3 separate regions of the Homo sapiens genome follow, and regions 1 and 3 are each linked to region 2. Evidence: chromatin loops called from intact Hi-C (ENCODE). Cell type or tissue: PC-3. All regions are shown on one strand.

Region 1 (5,000 bases), 190 kb after region 2:
TTGTTTTAATATGAGAAAAAGACCTTTATTTGCTCTCCCTGAAAGTTAGAACAACGTCGTCAAAAATACAAATGTGGCAAATCAAGTCTGTGTACCTAAGTAAGAGAATGGTTAGCATACTTGATAACAAAATTCCTAAATATAGATGCCCAAACTACGATCCTATCCACTTACCTAAAACATAATGGTTATAAAAGGCACATTTATCTATTAGTTTCCCAGATCTTTTTTTCACACACCACTATCATGATTTTTGCTATATTTACATGCTATCTTTATTCCTATTAATATTTTTCATATGAGTCATTTAAAACATTTTTAGCCAAAGCAAAAATAAAGTGAAATCATGGTTTTGATGTTTTATTTATAGATTTCTAATGCACAGTAACACACACATAAGTTTTAAAAACGGTTTGTTACTGTATGATCTAAAACCACCTAAAGTCTCTTGCAATGAAGTGGCCCAAAGTCAGTCTCTGGACATCCGACTCAGGAAGCTATTCCAGGTCTTTGCCCTGTGGTATTTGGCCCTTTCACTTATTTGTCATTTTCTGCCCACCACATGGTGACAACAACAAAGTCCACTTCCTTCAAGAGAGCAGACATGGAGAAGACTGATCGTAGGCAGCGTTTAGTATAGAAAATGAGGAACAGGTAAAGTTTATGTAGGATTTCTTATGTGCCCAGCACCATGTCTCTACGATGTCATTCCTGAGTTCCTACCAGAAAGCAGAGCCCAAGCATGCGTGAGGGTGGCTTGTTTTGTGAACTGACTCCAGGGAATAGGTGTGGGGGCTGGAGGAGTATGAAACAGGGAAGGAAAGAAGCCCCAACAAGGTTGAGTTGCCAAACTGGCTACTTCAGACAGGATGACCTCAGAGCCACCTGCCCATAGGACTGAAGCAGGCAATTGGCACTGATTCCCCGGGCGCCATCTCCACCATCGGGGGTCTTGTGGAGTGACTATCCCCCTGGCATTTTCAGTTGCATATGCATAAATGCCAGTTCCCAAGAAGGTCCCGCAGCAATGCCAGAGAACCCTGGGAAGAAGGCGTAATGCAGTGGCCTGAGGTGAAGCACTTTCAGACTAGACCTCTATGGAGCTGGTTGCCACAGTACTGGCTGGAGCAGAGGTGGGGGAGAGCATGCGCGGAGGACAAGGAGAGGTGCACCTATTCTGATGCCTTTAAAGTCTCACTGTCAGCCATGAGGTAGGTACTATTTCCTCCACTTTACAGTGGAGACCCAGGAAGGCTCACTGACCTGCCCAAAACCCACATGCAAAAGAGCTGGGCTTTGAACCCCATGGTGGGCACCTAGCTTGCACTCTATGCCACCATGAAGGATTGTCCTGCTATACCCAACTTCGTGCTTCACAGTTAAACATCCTGTTCAAGCTGAATCACTGGGGTCAGGAGATGCAGCTTCCAGTCCTGGCCCTGCCCTCCCAGTGGAGTTCTTTAAGTTCTTTACACAACAGTATATGCAGGTCAGTTTCTGCAGCCCCCTCTACTGCACAGGGTTGCTCTTAGGGCCAAATAAAGTACCATGCATGTGTGAAAGTTCTTTGTAAAATGTAAAATGCTGTATGTTAGTACTGCTATCAGTACATTTCTCTTATGTGCTTAAGTATATTTAGGCCCTAGGTCTTCTTAAATATGGAGATACAACCTGTACAGTGCCTCCTGGCATTTTGTATTAATTGTAATGATTTTTTAAAACCTCATTTGCCATTTTTAATGGGGAAAAGTATCTGATTTGCCAGTCCATTGAGGGTGATAGTATGCTATGTGCTCAATTGGATACCAGTATAAACATAATCCATGACTCATGGCTGCCTCCACTTGGGGTTTCAGATGCACACAGGTTGTCATGGCGTTTCCATAGTGAATGGGACACTGAAGGCTGTGCTCTGACCCACAGGTTGTAACTCAAAGATTAGGGACCTTAATGCGTAGGAACTTCGGGGGTCAGCTCATTCAAACCCTTCTCTGAAGAGAAACTGAAAGTCCGGGAAAAGTCAGATGGACTCACCCAAGATTCCTTAGTGTCTCAGCTTTCCTTTAAATATTTATGCCTAGATTCTGTATTAATTTACTCAGCAAATCATTACTGAGCCACCACTGCACAAAAGACACTGTGTTGGTTCTGGTCAGGCTCTCCAGTAGTGATCTGCCTGCCTTGGCCTCCCAAAGTGTTGGGATTCCAGGTGTGAGCCACTGTGCCTGGCCGAAGTTGGTAGAATTCTTATCTCTACCTTTTAGGTGAGCAAACTGAGGCTTAGTGAGGTCAGGAATTGGCTCAAAGTTATGAAGCTATATACCATCTGATCTTTGAATGCATTCGCTTGCCCAACATATGAAACAGGTGCTTGGGTCTCTTTGTAGAAATTTTAACTGAATTCAAAATATTTATCAACTATTAACAATCCCAATAGAGTGGGACATATTTTACAATGGATAAACTTACATTAACATATCATTATCACTCAGAGTCCATGGTTCACATTAGGGTTCACTCTTGTTGCTGCACATTCTGTGGGTTTGGACAAATATATAATAACATGTATCTACTGTTATAGTAACCTAAAAATTAAAAAGTGTCAAGATGAAACATTATTTGAAAACAAGCGCTATCAGTGATGAATTTTCTAAGGACAGTTTTTTGCCACATGATCTGAAGTATGTTTTAATGATTGTTGCTTTGGTTGGTTGGTTGATTTCTTTAAGCAACTACAGCCAGCCTAGATAGATGAAAACGTCCACTTTCTTTACCACCACAAATTGAGGTTCTTCTCTGCAACTGCAAGGTGACAGTGACCTCCAGTGGGGAAAAGCTGCAAAAGTTACTGCGGCAATGCAGTGAAGTCCCAGCATTTTAAGCTAATCCTAATTGTTGGAACGAATGTCAGGCCACTCTCAGCTCTCTGTTCGTAGACACAGAAGCTGCTAGGAAAGACTACACTGGAACTAATGATTCCCTCATGCATATAGAATAAGGCTGGAAGATTATAAACTAAATGCAGTTTGCCAGCATGCTCTAAAATACTTTGTTTCATTAAACAATGTATTAAGATGTTTCCTATGCTCAGTACTCTGTTAGTCATAAGTCTTGACTACAGAGTGGAACTGACATTTCACTAAAGATAGATCAGGAAGGTGGGTAATCCAAAATTTATCCTGTTTAGCTTTTTATAGTGTCACCCACTTGCTAGTTTTGCAGGGTTGCCTACTCACATGTTTTGCCTAATAATGAGAAGTTATAATGTGACACATTCTTACTGTGCAATCTAGTTTCACATAAGACCACCAGCTGGAATTTCGTTTCTGCCTCTTGCTACTTCTATGACATCAAGGATATTATTTAGCCTCTCTCAAGTATTTCCTCATCTGGGGTTAATAACATTGACCACCCCCCCCCCACCCGCCCCCGGCACCCCACCCCCAGCAGAGTTGTTGTATAAAGCAGTTAACACACTGCTTGGCTTAGAGAAAAAAAAAAAAGCTACATGAACAAAACAATACACTCTTACTACTAATGTAGCTAAACTTTACACCATCTACCATTCTAGTAATTTATAGGGCATATTGTCTGTGACCCAATATCTTTCCTGCTCAGAGTCCTACAGATCTAGTTTCCTGAAGGACATTTTCTTCTTTCATGTCTTTCCACACTTAATTTCTTTCTGTGGGTGATGCTGTCAGGTTTCTCAGGCACTGGCCTGGGATCCTAGCATCTTGATGCCACATTGCCTGGAGCTATGGACTCCCCCTCCCTCCCTGTCATATTCTGTCAGATACCAAATTCTGCACATGATTTCTTGAAATGTATCTTACATCTCTCCTTTTCATTCCTACTGGTATGACTGCAGAATGTGTTCGTTCCTCCCCACCCCAACTGTCCTCTAAGGATGTGAACAGATGAGTTACCATCAGAGACTGAAGAAGGAGAATGGAACTTCATCCAGTCCAGCAAGAATAAGATGCCCATGTACTACCAAGGTCACAGGTGTGAAAATGCCTTGGAAAATCAAAAGCATTAAGCAAGGCATAATGGTAGGATCGTTTTATTGTTATTTTTTGTTATTTTCTGAGATGGCGTCTCGCTCTGTCGCCAGGCTGGAGTGCGGTGGCACGATCTCGGCTCACTGCAACCTCCGCCTCCCGGGTTCAAGCGATTCTCCTGCCTTTGCCTCCCGAGTAGCTGGGACTACAGGCGGGCGCCACCACGCGCAGCTAGTTTTTGTATTTCTGGTAGAGATGGGGTTTCACCATGTTGGCCAGGATGGTCTCGATCTCTTGACCTCGTGATCTGCCCACCTCGGCCTCCCAAAGTGCTGGGATTACAGGTGTATTATTTGATGTGCATAAGAACTTAGCAACATAGGCTTCGTAGAACATGAGAGAAGGCAGAGACTATTTTATTGGAGGAACGCAACTCAGTATGTCATGAGAGCCAGGTGATGGATGGCTACTTTACACCTGATGCAGACAGTGTACAAAGATTTATAAATTAGGAAATTACAGCAGTTACTAACAAAAGGGGCAGGAGAGATTCCTTTGGTGTCTTGTCCAGAACCTTTGTGTCTTAATATGTCAAATGCCAAACCACCAGACCTGACTTACCTAGCTGTTAGATACCACAGCAGAAGCTGTGTTTCCACCTTCCAGTTTCTGTCCTTTTCCCCTGAGAATTGCCACAGTCTGTTAGAGTGTATTTTTAAATGAAATTAGCTGGGGATGTCAGGAAGAATGGAAAGCCACCAGGCATACAGTCTAGCTCTGAAGCTAGTTCACCATAACATAATGACTTATCATTGAAACCCATCAGAGTCTACTTCCCATTATCTATTTCAGTATTATGTTTTTGCATGATCAATATTCTCTTATGTGAGATTTTTAATATTATTCCAACACATAATATTAGAGATTTTCAATGCAGGTTAGAGTGTTAAAGGCCCTGAGAGGTTTCTGTTAAAAAATTAGCTGGGTGTGGTGGCA
Region 2 (5,000 bases):
TCACTGCATTCTAATATAGCCTGTAAATTTATCCAATTAAAAATAGGAAGTCCATCTAAAGTTTCTTCCTCCAAGTCAAGATACGCCAAAATTCAATTACAGAATTTGAGAAAGTTAAGTCCTATTCACTATTAAGCTGATGCTGTTTAATTAGTTTCTCCTTTGGTTTTGTAGAACTTTGAATATCTTCCTGTTTGCAAACTTTGTTTTCTATGATTTCAAGTAGCTAAAAGCCTCCAAAATTACATTTTTGGGTGCTTCACTCTGAATATTTTGACTATTTCTAACTGATTTTGAACAAAATGCACCTGAAATTTAGAGGACTCAGTTCAAAGAAGGTTAGTAACATTACAGAGCATTTCGGCTGATTTAAAATCGTTCTCCAAAAGAGCACACACAACTACATTTCAATTGCTCATGGGCAGCAAAGATGAAAAGCAGGCACTGCCATCAATACATCATCAATATCATATCATATTTGTATTCATCAGCAGCTTCATCACAAATATTCTGTAGGAACTATATAAAGAAAATTCATACATTTTGATAACTACAAGATGCTATTTTGAACAGAAGAATATTGCGGCTTGATTAATAAAATTCAAAATGTGTGTTCATCTTAACCAACTCCAAGGTTGTGACTCATCAAATTTGATTTGTATGAAAACCTTCCCTGATGCACATTTTAACTAATTTTTTTTTGAGATGGAGTCTCACTCTGTTGCCCAGGCTTAACTACATTTTTAACAGCATTTATTCACAACATATTATATATTTTCCCTGTGGGAAAGGGAACTTCTAAAAGCTTATTTTTAATTCTATCCATGAATTAGATGAAAACCTTACACTGCTTTTTAATTTGAAACATCTGATGAAACTTACTTGAACAAAATGAAAGTTTTTCTTCTGCTAATGCAGCCAATGCTTCCATGTATTGCTTTACTTTTTGAAAATGACAGAAATTAACTTCAAATAGCAGTCATTTGATCAAATGAACAGCCTGCTTTACAAACTAATATATAAATATATCCTCTGCAATGCACTTGATAGATTATTATCTTTGGACAGAATTTTCTTTCTTTCTTTCTTTCTTTTTTTTTTTTTTTTTTTGGAGACTGAGTCTCACTCTGTCGCCCAGGCTGGAGTTCAGTGACGTTTATCTTGGCTCACTGCAACCTCCGCCTCCCAGGTTCAGGCGATTCTCCTGCCTCAGCCTCCAGAGTAGCTGAGACTATAGGCACCTGCCACCACACCTGGCTAATTTTTGTATTTTTAGTAGAGACAGAGTTTCACCATATTGGCCACGCTGGTCTCAAACCCTGACCTTGTGATCCACCTGCCTCGGCCTCCCAAGGTGCTGGGATTACAGGGGTGAGCCACCGTGCCCGGCCAGAATTTTCTTAAAATAAGTTCTAACTTTTGAAGGAGGTGCTAGTATTTCCTTATAGATTAGCATCTTATAGTTTTTACATGGTCAGAGATAGCACTATGGTGCCACTGGTGAGTGGTAAGCAGCAACATTTTGTGCACACTAAACATTCCACCTCTTGTGATATGAAAATTCAGTACTTAATTTTTGAGCTCACTGTTTGCTAAAAGGATTTATTGCAAAATTAAAGTATAGCCAAACAGGCTGGGTGCGGTGGCTCTTGCCTGTAATTCCAGCACTTTGGGAGGCCGAGGTAGGTGGATCACCTGAGGTCAGGAGCTCGAGACCAGCCTGGCCAACATGGCGAAACTGTGTCTCTACTAAAAATACAAAAAATTAGCCAGTTACGCTGGCGGGCGCCTGTAATCCCAGTGCTCAGGAAGCTGAGGCAGGAGAATCGCTTGAACCTGAGAGGCGGAGGTTGTGGTGAGCCGAGATGGTGCGACTGCATTCCAGCCTGAGTGACACAGTGAGACTCTGTCTCAAAATAATAAAATTAAGTAAAAAAGTATAGTCAAACAATAAAATAAATGGCTGTAGATTTTCCTATATAATGAATAACAAAACCACTGTAGCAAGAGAGTTTGGGCTTATATCTATAATAATTTATAGCCTCTATTTCCTCTATTTAAATATGCCTCTATTTTTATATAGCCTCTATTTAAATATGCCTAAATTATAGTTTAAACTGTGTACCTAAACTATACTTTTCCACGTTTCCAACTGACTGCCAAATGATGGCTTCTCAAAAGCCACAGCACGAGCCACATTACAACCCAGTGGCTGTCAGGGGAAAGCAGTCCCAAATAATTATCTCCACAGTACTAGAGTCCAGAAGGACGTAGCTGTCCCTAGCTGCTTGTGAACAAGGATTAAGTTGTTTTATCAGTGAGTGAGTTCCTTATGTCCTGTCCTTGAAGGGGGAGACTTCTGGAAAGGATCAGACTCACAAGTTGCCTGTCAGATTTAACCAAGATTAAAGTGAGCATCCTGCACCTGCTGAGTCACTTAGCAATTGATTGTCTCTTGGCTCTAGAGCCTCCTCTCATGTAACCCTGGAGTTGCTGTCACTTCCCTAGATGGCACAATGCTACGCTTCGTCACTAGAGGGTGCCAGTGAGACACTGCCAGGAAAGCCCGGTAGAAAGACACCTGTCGTTCCCAGTTCTGGTTCTCCTGTAACCACTCAGTGCAGGGTCCAGCAGCCCACACAGACCATCTCTAGCCTCATTCTCATGTTTTCTCCATGCAACAGCCATTTCTGCAGTCGCAACAGCTGCAACCTCAGGCAGCTGTGTCCCTACCTGGCCTTTTGCTTCTGCGGACGGCTCTGGCCTGCCACACCCTCTGGCAATGGCAGACAGCTCCTGGTGGCCCACTCTGACCCATGCACTCTGCCAGCAGCAGCTGCATGTTTCTGTGACAGCTGCATCCTCTTCAAAAAGATCTGAGTTTCAGCCCGAAGTGTGTGTGGGGTGGGGGTGCGGTAAAGGTCTCCTAACACTTTAGTCTTTCCTCATCCATTCTCACTGGGCCTGTGGGTAACAGCTGCCCCTTTTTCACATGCTGCGTCTGTGCCCCTTTTCCTAACAATCCTTTATATTCTCCTCTGTTCACATAGCTGATGTGGCTTTGTCTCCTGAGTGGACCCTGACAGGTGTAAGTGTAGTGGGAGCTCACAGTACAAAGTAAAGACCTGCCAACCCCCCTCCTGTAGCTGTTACTAACAACACTTCATTGAAAATGAAAAGCCTGTGACAAATGCTGACCCAGGCAGGACACCAAGGCAACAGGTATAACTGGGACTGTCCCAGACAAGCCATGCTGTATGGTCATCCTGCTGACATGCCATATTCCAAGAGGAGATGAGGATTAATATTTCCTATTTAATTTTCCTGTCTGCATTGCATGCAGTCAGAGCACCCCAACAAGGAATGGATACATTTAGAAGACAAACAGGCCTCCCTAACTGCCACCCAACTCCTTGTCATTTAATACTTCCAGGTAATACCCCTGGAATTAATAGGGTTTCTCATTCGACAAGGCACTAAGGAGACGCTAATGGCAGCTTCCAGGTGGGATCATGTCCGAAACACATGTTTCTCTCACAAGCTCCTTCAAACAGAAAAATCCGACAAACTAATTAATATGACGCTTTTCGAATTGAGGTCCACCGGGTTCCACACATTCCTGGGTCAGCAAGCATTCTCCAACATTTCTCTTCAGTGGCCTGCTTTCATTTGCTAATGATCTTTGAAAAGAGGGTTGGTTAATTTGATATTTACATTTTTTTTTCTTTTGGAATAGCAAGAATTCCAAATGTAATGACCTGTTCTGTGAAAAGTGGCGATTAGTGGAATACCTAGCAAATATTTTTGAAAAACTGTAATGGATTGCCTTTGTAGGTAAAGATGCATCTTATTGAAAGAGGGTGGAATGATCATTTTAAAACATCTATTTGAAAGTTTTTCTTTCCCTTGTTAAATGATGTTATTGCTACAAAATGATGTTAAAACTCATATACTTATTTTTAACACTTGGAAATGTAATTTTATAACCTTTAAAAAACTCTTCCAAGGGCTGGGCATGGTGGCTCAGGCCTGTAATCCCAGCACTTTGGGAGTCTGAGGGGGGCAGATTGCCTGAGCTGAGGAGTTCGAGACCAGCCTGGGCAACACAGAGAAACCCCGTCTCTACTAAAATACAAAAAATTAGCCCAGCGTGGCAGCATGTGCCTGTAATCCCAGCTACTTGAGAGGCTGAGGCAGGAGAATTGCTTGAACCTGGGAGGCGGACGTTGCAGTGAGCTGAGATCGTGCCATTGCACTCCAGCCTGGGCAACAGAGCGAGACTCCATCTCAAAACAAAAACAAAAACAAACAAAAAACTCTTCCAAAAAGAAGAGGTTTGGTTGGTTTCAAATAATTAAAAATATAAATATATAAAATCTTAAATATTATAATTAGACATAGATTGACAATCAAACATCAAGGCTTAGTAAGCTTTTATCAATGTTTTTATTTTATTTAAATCAACCCATATAATCCCAGTGCTTTGGGAGGCTGAGGTGGGAGGATTGCTTGAGTCCAGGAGTTTGAGCCCGAAGCGAGCTATTGTTAGGGAAGCGGGAGCCCAGGAGAGCCAGAATAACGCCATTTTAAGTTCAGCTTCATCTTGAGACTAATGAGGCACATTCTTTTCCAGTCACCACCCATGGTCATAAGATATTTACACTTAAGGAAACAGCTTAAAGACACCTGCAGGGACACAGTCCTACAGCAACAGAAAGTCAAGATGTCCCAATGCCCATAGCAATATATGCTTTCAAGATAATTATTGTTTGAGACTCAGTCTTGCTCTGTCGCCCAGGCTGGGGTGCAAGTGGTGTGATCTCAGCTCACTACAACCTCTGCCTCCTGGGTTTCAGCGATTCTCCTGCCTCAGCCTCCCTAGTAGCTGAGACTACAGGCGCGCATCACCACGCCCGGCTAATTTTTGTATTTTTTAGTAGAGACGGGGTTTCACCATCTTGGCCAGGCTGGTTTTGAACTCCTGACCTTGTGATCTGCCT
Region 3 (5,000 bases), 79 kb after region 2:
GGGGTACAGGAAACTTGAAGATTCTTGAGCTGCAGCCCTGTTTTGATTTGTAGTTTTTGTTGCAATATACACCTCTCTACTAGGCACAGGTGACACATGGGAGCTTGTGTCGACATGTGGGAGCCCTGTACAGGGTCCAGACCTTGAGGTGCCAGGCAGCAGAGCCTGTGGCTGGGAATGGGGGTGCGTGGGGCTTATCTTGGGCCTCACATAGGGCCTCAAAGTTAAAATGTTGAAATTATTTCCTAGTAATCTTACTATACTTAGAGTCACAGAGACAGATACACTGAAAAGACGGACAGAAATTACTTTAATGATAAAAGTTAAGCTCATGTTCCATGAAAGAAATGCCATAAGAATGTTTTCTAAATCCTATGCTTAACTTCGGAATAGCGCAATTAGATTGCATTGCATTTTTGAAAGATCACTTGTTAAATACAAAATTTTAAAACATACCACAATATTTGGCACTTCATTTTCTTTATTAAACAAGGAGACTCAGAAAATCATAGTGGCCTGGGCCCATGTGAACCTCTGTGAAAGCCTCCCACAGGGAGAGAGGACTGGGATGCCATGGTCCTAGGTGGGAATGGGGGGAGCAGTGTAGGCCTCGGTGCGGACCCAATGCTGGGGCCCTAAGGCTCTCTCCTCTTTTCTTCCAGGTGGAAAATGAGCTTATATATGAAGAAGTCAGCGAGTGGACAAAGCCAGGCGCAATGGATAGCAAAGATGTGGAAGTCTCCTCGATTCAAGTTACAAGAAAACCGCAGCATGGAGTCTGCTCTCAGCTGTTGGGGAATTACCGATGCCTTTGACTAAGTCAAGACTGACTTTTCCAGAATATCACCCAAGAGATAGAGCCGTCCCTGTCCAAGTTTGTGCGCTAGCCCTTCATGGAGGTCAGAGAGGAAGAAACAAAGGCAGCTGTGGCCTCGGCGGTCACAGTGTCAGAACGCACAAGCCCCATAAAGAGGTTTCACGCAGGCCACCCATCCCTTTTCATTCTCCAGCAGAACAGGACAGAGAGCGTTCTGTTCTGCGGAAGGTCTTCCACTCTACAAGGCAATCCCTCCAGCTGCTTTGCTGTATTGTGCTGTCTCCTGTCACACTATGAATGCAGTGACCTCAGCCAGCAACAGGGAGAACCCCCCTGCCTCCCGAACAAAGGACCTCACGTGAAATCCTGAGCTCAGAGCTTACAGATATGTGTGCGCTTTCACTTTACATCGGCCGTGACTTCCAAACAACTTCAGGAAACTTTAGGATCTCTGAGGTATACTGGAGATGACAGCAGCGTAGAATGTTCATTTGGATTTAGAACAGAAATGCTTATTTTATATTTGGCTGCTCCCAAACTGTCCCCAGACTTCCTCTCCAGTGGTTACCCTCCACTGCCCTGGATGTCCCACGTTTACACTCCACACTCACACCTCCACCTTAACAAAGTCCTCCACTGGGTCAAACCATACATCGCTTCGTCTCTGTAGTGATGACTTCCTGTCCTCTGCTCTGTGGATAAAGACCCCAGATAAAGATGCCTGTGTTGCTCAACTCTTGTAAATACTCTTGAGACATTTTGAAAGCAGAAGGAAAGGAGACAGACGGGGAAAATAAAAGGGATGGTCTGCTTGTGCGGAAACGTTTTGAGAATGCCCTTCCCTAAGAGAGAACAGTAAAAGTGAGCAATACTTCCTGAGCTGTGGGTTCATATGGCTGGACTGTGCTGTTTCTCACGGGAGAAGTTCTCGTCTCCCCTGCGTGTACATCCCTGTTTGCCAGCCTGGCCTTCGGTGTGGTGATATCATGGTGCACTCCCAGGAGGGAAGTGCTTGGTCAAGACTTCTGCTTGGGTTCGACTATCAGTTCTGGTTTCCTTTAAGGCACAGGATCTTCCCTTTAAGGCACAAACACCCCCTTGACACAAAGTAAGGGACAAGGGAACTTTAAACCATTTGGAAACCCAAGCACAATAGGCTGTAGGTTGTAAAAAGAAATTACAAAGGTAATTTTATCCAGAAGAGGGAGCAGTTTAACTTCTGCAGGGTAAGATTCAGATTCACTTTTGTAACTGAACAGGGAATTTTCTAAATATTTTGAAAATGCCGAAACATTTCCTGTTGGCATTTCACAGAAACGTTCAAAGTTCCCTAATGATAGTTTCCGCTGTGCTCACTCCGGAGGCTGCTAAGCAACCTCAGTAATTAGCTCGATTGAGGAAACGAAACTGTGGGGGACTCAGTTTCCATGATAGGGAAACCAGGCAAGAAATATTGTCTCCTCAAGTTGCGACGAGACAGTAGTTCTTGCCTGGTTTCTCTATCATGGAGTCTTGGTTGGACTCTGCTATGCGTCTCTTGATGAAATGTGATACTAGCAATTGAACAATTAAGAAAATGGATGGCGGGGGGTGGAGCGGTTTGTCACTACTGGAGTTGCAGAGGCTCAGTGGGGGAACCTGAGAAACACTGCGTCCCCCAGGTCATCACCGCGTCAGCACTGATGAGTCATGTTGATGGCATGGACCCTGAATATGACACAATGAGATGTCACTTTACCTCTGTGGCCTTTCCCAGAAAAAACCATAACCCCAGTCTAACCATGAGAAAAATATAAGACAATGGTGCAGGCAGGGCATTTCAGGAGAGGGTCAGGTAAAGGGGAGGGGGTCCCAGGAGAGGGTCAGGGGAGGGGACTTCAGGAGAGGGACAGGGAGAGGGGAGGGGGCTCCAGGAGAGGGTCAGGGAAAGGGGAGGGGGTCCCAGGAGAGGGTCAGGGAAAGGGGAGGGGGGTCCCAGGTGAGGGTCAGGGGAGGGGACTTCAGGAGAGGGACAGGGAGAGGGGAGGGGGCTCCAGGAGAGGGTCAGGGAAAGGGGAGGGGACTTCAGGTGAGGGTCAGGGAAAGGCGAGGGGGTCCCAGGACAGGGTCAGGGGAGGGGACTTCAGGAGAGGGACAGGGAGGGGGGAGGGGGGCTCCAGGAGAGGGTCAGGGATAGGGGAGGGGGGTCCCAGGAGAGGATCAGGGGAAGGGGTGGGGCTTCAGGAGAGGGTCTGAGAACACACAGGCAGGCAACACCTTAAAATCCCATCTCAGTCAGCAATGACTCCTCATAGGGCCACCACGAGCTTAAATGTCACTTAAATGTCCCTATTTGCCAGCCTGGACTTCGGTGTGGTGATATCATGGTGCATTCCCAGGAGGGAAGTGCTTGGTCAAGACTTCTGCTTGGGTTCGACTGTCGGTTCTGGTTTCACATGCACTGTGTGAACACGCTTCATACAGAGGGTCAGCACCGCACTGTGTGAACATGCTTCATGCAGAGAGCCTGTACTGCACCAGGTGAACACACTTCATACAGAGAGTCAGCACCGCACCGTGTGAACATGCTTCATACAGAGAGTCAGCACCGCACTGTGTGAACACGCTTCATACAGAGAGTCAGCACCGCACCGTGTGAACACACTTCATACAGAGAGTCAGTACTGCACCGTGTGAACATGCTTCATACAGAAGATCAGCACCTCACTGTGTGAACACACTTCATACAGAAGGTCAGCAATGCACCGTGTGAACACACTTCATACAGAGAGTCAGCACTGCACTGTGTGAACATGCTTCATACAGAAGATCAGCACCTCACTGCGTGAACATGTGTTATACAGAGAGTCAGCACCGCACCGCGTGAACATCCTTCATACAGGTCAGCACTGCACCATGTGAACACACTTCAAACAGAGAGTCAGTACTGCACCATGTGAACATGCTTCATACAGAAGATCAGCACCTCACTCTGTGAACATGTGTCATACAGAAGGTCAGCACTGCACTGTGTGAACACGCTTCATACAGAAGGTCAGCACCGCATTGTGTGAACATGTGTCATACAGAGAGTCAGCACCGCACCGTGTGAACACGCTTCATACAGAGGGTCAGCACCGCATTGTGTGAACATGCTTCATACATGAGGTCAGCACCTCATTGTGTGAACACACTTCATACAGAGTCAGCACTGCACTACGTGAACATGCTTCATACAGAGGGTCAGCACCTCACTGTGTGAACATGTGTCATACAGAGAGTCAGCACTGCACCGTGTGAACATGCTTCATACAGAGGGTCGGGTCAGCACCGCACTGTGTGAACATGCTTCATGCAGAGAGTCTGTCCTGCACCAGGTGAACACGCTTCATACAGAGAGTCAGCACCGCACCGTGTGAACACGCTTCATACAGAGGGTCAGCACCGCACTGTGTGAACACACTTCACACAGAGGGTCTGTACCACATTCCGTCAACATGTGTCAGCACCATACCATGTGAACACGCTTGGTACAGTGATATACATGCATGTGGCAGAGCTGTGAAATTATGACCTGCTGCAGACAGACTTTGTACACTGTGCTATCAGCCAACTGGGCAAATGTGGACAAGAGTCCCTGCATGTCTCTATTCACCAGGTGTCTGTCAAATGAAATGGGCTGAACTGGATAATGGCAGGTCTGACCCATGATTACTGCCTGTAAGAGCTGAGTTATCCCAGAGTGTAGGCGTGGGATATTAAAATATATATATATGCAAATATATTTGGGCTGGGTTTGGTGGGTCATGCCTGTAATCCAGCACTTTGGGAGGCTCAGGCAGGCGGATAACCTGAGGCCAGGAATTCAAGACCAGCCTGGCCAACATGGTGAAACCCCGTCTCTACAAAAAAATACAAAAAATTGGCCAGGCACGGTGGCTCACGCCTATAATCCCAACACTTTGGGAGGCCGAGGTGGGCAGATCACCTGAGGTCAGGAGTTTGAGACCAGGCTGGCCAACATATAGTGAAACCCCAACTCTACTAAAAAAATACAAAAATTAACTGGGAGTGGTGGCAAACGTCTGTGGTCCCAGCTACTTGGGAAGCTGAGGCAGGAGAATCGCTCAAACCCGGGAGGTGGAGGTTGCAGTGAGCCGAGATACCGCCACTCCACTCCAGCCTGGGTGACAGATCAAGACTC

The links. Peaks named below come from ENCODE experiments on the same cell type or tissue, not always from the same donor. Only the 100,000 strongest peaks of a DNase experiment are listed, where the experiment ranks them.
Region 1: it touches region 2 in a loop (10-fold over the local background); 13 of 110 quality-filtered maps call a loop at or near these places.
Region 3: it touches region 2 in a loop (6-fold over the local background); 103 of 110 quality-filtered maps call a loop at or near these places.

Annotation. Positions count from the first base shown.
Region 1 is chr6:2,736,403-2,741,402 of GRCh38, reverse strand. The region is part of intron 2 of MYLK4 (myosin light chain kinase family member 4); the gene reads left to right. Among named protein-coding and RNA genes, the nearest start is that of MYLK4, 12 kb to the left of the region's middle. In PC-3, a CTCF peak has its summit at 2,829 (motif pointing left); a DNase peak (open chromatin) is centred at 2,812.
Region 2 is chr6:2,929,898-2,934,897 of GRCh38, reverse strand. No RefSeq gene overlaps it. Among named protein-coding and RNA genes, the nearest start is that of SERPINB9, 29 kb to the right of the region's middle. In PC-3, a CTCF peak has its summit at 2,529 (motif pointing right); a DNase peak (open chromatin) is centred at 2,507; H3K27ac peaks cover 295 bases.
Region 3 is chr6:2,851,353-2,856,352 of GRCh38, reverse strand. It overlaps MIR4645 (microRNA 4645), which reads left to right and starts at 2,246; the gene lies at 2,246-2,322. It also overlaps the pseudogene SERPINB9P1. RefSeq lists enhancers at 960-1,089, 1,150-1,209, 1,786-2,526, 3,822-4,011. In PC-3, a CTCF peak has its summit at 2,007 (motif pointing right); a DNase peak (open chromatin) is centred at 2,482; H3K4me3 peaks cover 1,193 bases; H3K27ac peaks cover 5,000 bases.